Linked DNA regions of Homo sapiens: region 2 is linked to region 1. Evidence: chromatin loops called from intact Hi-C (ENCODE). Cell type or tissue: breast epithelium. All regions are shown on one strand. Links, peaks and the distances in the headings refer to the core of each region. The heading gives the core; the rest is flanking DNA. Region 1 overlaps LOC102723944 (a long non-coding RNA gene). Region 2 overlaps MYLK4 (myosin light chain kinase family member 4).

Region 1 (4,390 bases), core at 93-4,092:
AAACTGACCAGGGAGATAGCAGAGGTCACCTTTAAACTGTCCGTTGTGGAAACCTCTGGAAACAAATGCTTACACCTGTGAGGACAGCTTTCCACTGTGCCTCCCTGTGTCCCCCTCCCTTACTCAACTCATCTGACCCTCTTCCTCCCAGCTCAAGCCCCGCCTCCTCCTCCAAGAAGCCCACCCAGCCTGTGGGTTCCCTCTCAGCCCACAGTGCTTCCTCCCTCCTTGGAGTCCCCTGAACCCCCAAGCCAGAGCTGCCTGGCTTGTCTCAGCATGGTCCCCGTCTGCTGACCAGCCACAGGGCTTAGCCTCAGTCTTCTCACCAGACTACAGACCTGAAAAGAGAAGAAACCCCTCCACATAAAGCCAAGCAAAGACCAGAAAGCAGCAGGAAGGGAGACCAGATTTGCCTGGACGACCTCTCCAACAGACTTGCGCTCGGTTGAAACTTCCTCACTGGTCTGTGCACACCATGGAATGTTATTCTGCTTTAGGAAGGAAATCCGTCAAAAGCCCCGTGCTGATCAGTAGTGGGATTATGCCTGTGAACAGCCACTGTGCTCCAGCTGGGGCAACATAGCAAGACCCCATCTCATAAAAAAGGAAGGGAATCCTGTCACACATCTCAGCACGAGTGAACCTTGAGGATGTTATGCACAGATACAAGAAGACAGATACTATATCAGTCCACTCCAGGTTCCTGGAGTGGTCAAATCCACAGAAACAGAAAGTAGAATAGAGCTTGCCAGGGGCTGGAGAAGGGAAGATGGCGAGTTGGGGTTTAATGGGCAGAGTTTCTGTTTGGGACGAGGAGAAAGTCCTGATTCGGGTGGTGGTGATGGTTGCACAGCCATGTGAATGTACTTAATGCCAGTGCACTGCACACTTAAGAATGGTTAAAAGGGTGATGTTTATGGTATATATTTTACCATACAAATAATATACGCGCGTGTGTGTGTGTATATATATTTAAATGTCATGAGTGGAGTAGGGCTCAGCTGGCAGAGGTGCACCGCCTTGCTTGGTTTCCACTCCTCTTGAAGGAAGAGGTGCTGGCATCTGCACCATTCTTAGCGTCGGCACTGCTTTGCACCCCCCGGCTGGCCAGCGCGGGATGTGGGTGGGGAAATAGCCACTACAGTCCGGAGTCTCCCCACTCCCTCCCCAGGCCCACTTCCCCGACGAAGTTTCACTCCATTGTTCCTGGGCATCTCCAGGGGTGTCTAGTTTGAACAAGAAAAGGAATGTTCTGGATGGCTGGTCCTGGGCGCTCACCGGGAATGAACGTGAGCCACTCTTTCGCACACAGGCCACTCTGCGTCAGCCACTCTCGGGCTGCCCCGAAGTGATGTCCTGGTGGTCCGTGGAGCACACAGGAAAGTCCAGCAGACAAACATCATCAAGGTCGGGCATTCTGTCAGCTGCATAAACCCATTTTCTCTAAAATACTTAATGTTAACTTAGGAAAAAAGAAAAAAAAAAAAAACCAGAAAAGCTGCTTCAAGCCAGCCAACGTTCCAAGTCTCGCAGAAGCGTGTGAAAATCCCCACGCTCAGTCGCCCTCTCCCTGCACACGCCCCGAGTCCGCGTCTCCCTCCTGTGTGAATGCAGGGAAAGCGGGAGCGCGGCGAGGGGTCTGGTGCGGACCAGCCCCCGAGCCACAGAGTGCGGGGCCCGAGCTCCGGAAGCCCAGCCTGGGCCGCGACGGCCCCAATTCCAGCAACGCTAGAGGGCGCCCGTGCCAAGCGCCCGCTCCCGGCAAGCCGCGTGCTCCCGGGTGGCCGCAACCGCGGGCCGAGGGGGCGGAGTCATGGAAACACGTGCCACGGCCTGGATGAACCTGCAGGGCCGAACGCTCAGTGAAACCAGCCAATCACCAGAGCACAACTGCCGCGGCACTCCGCTGACCACCCACCTACCTGCCGTTCTGTTCCGCGTTGCCACAGAAAAATACCATAGACTGTAGCTTATAAATGACGGAAATTCAGTTCTCATTGTTCCGGATGCTGAGAAGTATGAGATCAAGGCACCGGCAGATGCGGTGCCTGGCGCAGGTCCTCTTCCTGGTTCTTGCCGTCTTTTCAGGGCACCCTCACATGGTGGGAGGGGCCGAGGATCCCTCCGGGTCTCTTTTATAAGTCCATCAATCCCATTCAGGAGGACTCTGCCCCACCACCTGTTTGTATTGTCTCCCAAAGGCCCCACCTCCTAAGACTATCACTTTGGGGGTCAGGATGTCAACATGTGACTTTGTGGAAAAGGGGGTGCGGCATGAACATTCAGTCCGTTGCACTGCAGTAGTCAGACTCGTGGAGACAGGAGGTAGAATGGTGGTGACGGGCTGCAGGAAGGGGGAATGGGGAGCTAGTGTTTCCTGGGGACAGAGTTTCAGTTTTGCAAGATGAAATGTTCTGAATATGGATGGTGGTGACGGCTGTGCACCATTGTGAGTATACTTAATGCCACACTGAACTGCACACTTAAAAATGTTTAAGGGCTGGGTGCGGTGGCTCACGCCTGTAATCCCAACACTCTGGGAGGCTGGGGCTGGGGGTGGATCACTTGAGGTCAGGAGTTTGGGACCAGCCTGGTCAACATGGTGAAACCCCGTCTCTACTAAAAATACAAAAATTAGCTGGGTGTGGTGGCACAAGCCTGTAATCCTGGCTACTGCGGAAGCTGAGGCACGAGAATCACTTGAACCCAAGAGGCGGAGGTTGCAATGAGGTGAGATTGCACCACAGCACTCCAGCCTGGGCAACATAATGAGACTCCATCTCAAAAAAAAAAAAAAAAAAGTTAAGATGGTAGATTTTATGTTATGTGTATTTTAACACAATAAAAAATCAAAGGTAGCTAATTCCCATTCTGCCCCAATTTCAGAGAAACACGTGGGCGAAGACAGGGAGGGGTGACTGTCGGTGCTGCCCGGGCCCTGCTGCCTTCCAGATCTCTGGCACCAGGGCTCTTTCTAGCTCCCTCCCCAGAAGAGGACATCAGCGACTTGCACAGGCCCCTTCCTGGGCCTGCCTGAACTGCTGGGGGCAATGGTTGTGGAGAGAACCCAGTGTGTGGGCAGAGAGCAGGCAGCGTGCCCCCTTCCCATTCTGCTCCAGCATATCACTCTTGTTGCAACACAGGATGAGTGTTCCCACATTTTGTTTAATATTCACACGCTATAGAGTGCTTCCTCCAGCTCCTCAGTCTTCAGGACAGCCTGGACTCCGGGACTGGTGGTGAGAAGCAGCAGAAATAACAAGCATCCCTGGCCCAGCTCGCTGGCCCCTGGTTGCTTTAGGGAGTCCTGTGCCTTCTCTGAGCAGGAAGTCCCTCATTGAAAATGAGAGGGTTGGACAAGACGATCCCTGAGAAGCCTTGGAGTGCCAGCTTTCTGAGAACTGGCCTGGCACAAATGCCCCATTTAGTACACACGAAGCCAAAACAGAGAGGAACAGGGCCCCAGCAGGAGGAGTCAGCGAGCCGGCCCAGAGCACGCTTCTTAGAAAAGGACACGCTCAGGGACAAGGGCACCATGACCTTCCCAAAGGCACAAAGGGCACAGGGCTCTGCATCTCCTGTTTGTTCCCGGTAGAACATCTCGCTGTCCCGGGAGAATATATGAGGAGTGCATAAATATACAGCCCCGCACTGCTTCCTGGGCTCTTGTGTGATTCCAGGGCCTGTTCTCCAGCAGCTGTGAGCACCCACCCAGACCCCACTGGCCTGGGGACGGCCATTGAGCCAGTCCCACCTGTGAGCCCTTCAGCGATTCTCTGGCCCCCAGCCCCACCTGTCTGTCCACTTTTCCTGGCAGGCTGGTTAGGGGATAAAGCAGATGCACGGGACACTTTACTTGCCCCTTTCCCGTCCACCCCAGTTCAACCCTCCAGGTTACCCTCCGGCAGCAGAGCCACCCCTGCCCAGGACGCGCACTGCCTTCCATTAGGCAACAGTTTCATGAGGCATTTGCCGTCCTCAAGAGGCTGACGTGACAGTGCCTGATTCACAGAGGCTTCCCTCTGACCCAGGTCTAGCTGGCTCCCCAGTGGGACACCCCAGGGCCTTTCCTGGCCCAGATCTGCCGCTCTGGGCTGTCCTGAGTGAGGAACACCTGAATAAGCCACAACATCAAGGAAAGGACCATGAGGATGGGAGCACCCGGGAGCAAGCCCCTCCCTGAGCCTTGGAAACCCCGTGACTCCTATTTTCCATGTCATTTTCTCCATCATGGAATGAACACTTAGAAACTGGAAGCTCGTGAGCAGAATGATTCTGTCCTAGAGCCTGAAGGCGTGCATCAGGGCTGGGTCCTTCCCTGCAGCATAGCTTCTAAACCAACGATTGATATCTTCATTTACCAGCACGATAAAAAAGGAATTCGTTTTCT
Region 2 (4,390 bases), core at 206-4,205, 1.2 Mb after region 1:
CATGGTACTTTATTTGGCCCTAAGAGCAACCCTGTGCAGTAGAGGGGGCTGCAGAAACTGACCTGCATATACTGTTGTGTAAAGAACTTAAAGAACTCCACTGGGAGGGCAGGGCCAGGACTGGAAGCTGCATCTCCTGACCCCAGTGATTCAGCTTGAACAGGATGTTTAACTGTGAAGCACGAAGTTGGGTATAGCAGGACAATCCTTCATGGTGGCATAGAGTGCAAGCTAGGTGCCCACCATGGGGTTCAAAGCCCAGCTCTTTTGCATGTGGGTTTTGGGCAGGTCAGTGAGCCTTCCTGGGTCTCCACTGTAAAGTGGAGGAAATAGTACCTACCTCATGGCTGACAGTGAGACTTTAAAGGCATCAGAATAGGTGCACCTCTCCTTGTCCTCCGCGCATGCTCTCCCCCACCTCTGCTCCAGCCAGTACTGTGGCAACCAGCTCCATAGAGGTCTAGTCTGAAAGTGCTTCACCTCAGGCCACTGCATTACGCCTTCTTCCCAGGGTTCTCTGGCATTGCTGCGGGACCTTCTTGGGAACTGGCATTTATGCATATGCAACTGAAAATGCCAGGGGGATAGTCACTCCACAAGACCCCCGATGGTGGAGATGGCGCCCGGGGAATCAGTGCCAATTGCCTGCTTCAGTCCTATGGGCAGGTGGCTCTGAGGTCATCCTGTCTGAAGTAGCCAGTTTGGCAACTCAACCTTGTTGGGGCTTCTTTCCTTCCCTGTTTCATACTCCTCCAGCCCCCACACCTATTCCCTGGAGTCAGTTCACAAAACAAGCCACCCTCACGCATGCTTGGGCTCTGCTTTCTGGTAGGAACTCAGGAATGACATCGTAGAGACATGGTGCTGGGCACATAAGAAATCCTACATAAACTTTACCTGTTCCTCATTTTCTATACTAAACGCTGCCTACGATCAGTCTTCTCCATGTCTGCTCTCTTGAAGGAAGTGGACTTTGTTGTTGTCACCATGTGGTGGGCAGAAAATGACAAATAAGTGAAAGGGCCAAATACCACAGGGCAAAGACCTGGAATAGCTTCCTGAGTCGGATGTCCAGAGACTGACTTTGGGCCACTTCATTGCAAGAGACTTTAGGTGGTTTTAGATCATACAGTAACAAACCGTTTTTAAAACTTATGTGTGTGTTACTGTGCATTAGAAATCTATAAATAAAACATCAAAACCATGATTTCACTTTATTTTTGCTTTGGCTAAAAATGTTTTAAATGACTCATATGAAAAATATTAATAGGAATAAAGATAGCATGTAAATATAGCAAAAATCATGATAGTGGTGTGTGAAAAAAAGATCTGGGAAACTAATAGATAAATGTGCCTTTTATAACCATTATGTTTTAGGTAAGTGGATAGGATCGTAGTTTGGGCATCTATATTTAGGAATTTTGTTATCAAGTATGCTAACCATTCTCTTACTTAGGTACACAGACTTGATTTGCCACATTTGTATTTTTGACGACGTTGTTCTAACTTTCAGGGAGAGCAAATAAAGGTCTTTTTCTCATATTAAAACAACAGAAATGGCATAAAACTATCATAATTTTAATTACTCTAAGAAGCTGAAACAACATACACATAAGTTGACTCATCTGTGCATTTGGTCAAGGACACTCAGAATTTACATGGGCAGGTACCTATACACAGTACATTGGAAAACCTTTTTACTGCTCTCTGTCTTGAATGGATATAGAGCACATTCATATCATAAATAGGATTCACTGATACCTCTAGAAAAGACAGTTCTTAAAACTGCTGTGCTTGTAGATATTTCAAAGACAATAGTTTGCTCACATTTCTAAATATTCATTAGCAATAAGAAAAGCTATGAGGACATGTTGTACACTCTAATTTAGGAGAGATTTTCTTCATGGCTAAAAAGTTGCAAAAACATTCTGAAATATACATCCACAATACTCCTAATTAACTCACACAACTTGTTGGCCTTTTCACTGGGAAATGCTCTGAGGGCTACAATCTCATAGCTTGAGTGAGTAACACATTCTTTTCCACATGGAAGATGAAAGCCCTTAGTATTTCCCATAGGAGAAATGTAGTCCTCTTGGCATCTCCCACAGGAGATACGATAAACAGCGAAAAATGATTAACACTTGGGCAACAGTGACTGCCTAAAAACACAGACTTAACTATGATGTTAGGTCAGACCTAAAGAGAATTATAATGTTTTATGATTGCTTACTTAAAAAAAAAACTCTTCCTTTCTTCCATCTCTTTCACTTTGTCCTCAACTAAGACAGATCAGATGATTGACAAGCCATTCCAAGATTGGGCAATTCCTCTTCATATGAACTTGATGCTCCAGAAATATTTGCTGTGGAAAGGTCCCCGGGAAAGGCGCAGGCCATGCGGAAAGGCTGACTCCTAGAGCTCTCCGACTTCTGAACACCAACAAGATGCCGAGTTGGTGGCTTCTTGTTGAATAAGAATAAATAAGGCATTTGACCCAGCCATCCCATTACTGGGTATATACCCAAAGGATTATAAATCATGCTGCTATAAAGACACATGCACACGTATGTTTACTGTGGCACTATTCACAATAGCAAAGACTTGGAACCAACCCAAATGTCCAACAATGATAGACTGGATTAAGAAAATGTGGCACATATACACCATGGAATACTATGCAGCCATAAAAAATGATGAGTTCATGTCCTTTGTAGGGACATGGATGAAATTGGAAATCATCATTCTCAGTAAACTATCGCAAGGACAAAAAACCGAACACCGCATGTTCTCACTCATAGATGGGAATTGAACAATGAGAACACGTGGACACAGGAAGGGGAACATCACACTCTGGGGACTGTTGTGGGGTGGGGGGAGGGGGGAGGGATAGCATTAGGAGATATACCTAATGCTAAATGACGAGTTAATGGGTGCAGCACACCAGCATGGCACATGTATACATATGTAACAAACCTGCACATTGTGCACATGTACCCTAAAACTTAAAGTATAATAATAAAAATAAATAAATAAGGCATTTATACACAGGTGTAGGGATAGATTGTCTAACTCCCCTAGAGAAATTTTTTTAACTGCATGCATTGTCAATGGGGCAATAGCACCCCAAAGGAATGAAAATTGGTTCTTCTGGGGGCATGTGAAGAAAATCTTACTCTTTTTACGTATAAAGCACAGAGGTACAAACAATGCATCAACAGCTATGCAGTATACATGTGGTATTAAAATTTAATGGGAGGAGTCAACTAAGGGGAAAAAACCCTAAAAAGTCTAGGAGGGGGTGGATGATAATGAAAACAAGGCTGAGAAACACCGCCATAAACCCACCTTCAGACAGGAACAATGATTCAGACTGTTTTCCATAGTGCTTTCTAAACTGTTGTATATTGTTTTAAAAATAATTTATCATATGCTAATTGATAAGAGAGTCAAATATGTGCAAAGAGCTGTCTTCCCCAAAATGAATACCCTCTCTTGAAAAGTGCTAAAATTCTTAGAATAGGAATTATTTGTCTTCTTCCAGAATTCTGCTACGCTTCTGACTGAATTCCATTCCTGGAATAGCTATGGTGTTACATGAAATGCATTATCAGGCGACAGCTCAAAGGAGAAAGCAGAGAAGGCTATGCTCAGAAGGGCTGATCACTGCAGGTGCTGTGTTTGCAATCGATTTCTTAGTAAGAGTAGAAGCACTTTTGCTTCTGTTTTATTTTCTTTTCATAAGTCATATAAGAAGTAGGAGAAGGAAGAGATACGGACATTATTTTTAGCTCTCACAAACAAAAACAGATCACTAACTTTAATATGCACAGGGAATCCCTGCCCGTGAGGTTCCCCAAAAGTTGGTGCAAGTGTTTGAAATGTGCCACATGCCACTATTATTACCTCAACTGCCCCTAAGACCAGGGCCCTGGGCAAAGATTCAGCCAGGGCATGCATTCCATTTACTTTGGCAAGCGTCACTCCCAGGTTGGAAACATTCGAACAAAATGAATCTGTCTTAGATAAAGGTGATTTTACTACCTGCACGTCCTCAAGAGCAGGAGTCTGCCAGTGGCCTCCCCGGGTCATCACGAACCGGATCAAGCACCAGAGAACTGAAGACGAGAGAAGGCACACGCTACCTACAACCCAGACGTCTTTTCTTCTGAGTGTGAAGTCCATTCTTTGGGAGCAGCTGTGGATGTTGCTTGGCTTATATGTTCCTTCCCTGCCCTGATCTAGCACCAGCACTTCTCAAGCAGTGTCACCCTTTGCTCTGCCCTGAGGAGTGGGTGTCACCGAATTACAGAGGGTTCTTGCAGAGTCCTGCACTGGACGTCTCCAGTTACGTGATCAGCAAATAATCTGCCTCTTTAAAAGGAAAAAT

What was found. Peaks named below come from ENCODE experiments on the same cell type or tissue, not always from the same donor. Only the 100,000 strongest peaks of a DNase experiment are listed, where the experiment ranks them.
Region 2: it touches region 1 in a loop (14-fold over the local background); 2 of 110 quality-filtered maps call a loop at or near these places.

Annotation. Positions count from the first base shown.
Region 1 is chr6:1,522,403-1,526,792 of GRCh38, forward strand. The region is part of intron 2 of LOC102723944 (a long non-coding RNA gene); the gene reads right to left. Among named protein-coding and RNA genes, the nearest start is that of FOXCUT, 81 kb to the right of the region's middle. RefSeq lists an enhancer at 1,697-1,866 and a silencer at 1,771-1,830. In breast epithelium, for the core only: a CTCF peak has its summit at 1,741 (motif pointing right); DNase peaks (open chromatin) are centred at 1,819, 2,105 and 3,451; H3K4me3 peaks cover 1,096 bases; H3K27ac peaks cover 1,849 bases.
Region 2 is chr6:2,739,852-2,744,241 of GRCh38, forward strand. All of the region lies in intron 2 of MYLK4 (myosin light chain kinase family member 4), which reads right to left. Among named protein-coding and RNA genes, the nearest start is that of MYLK4, 8.9 kb to the right of the region's middle. In breast epithelium, for the core only: no CTCF peak of the experiment used is centred there; no DNase peak of the experiment used is centred there.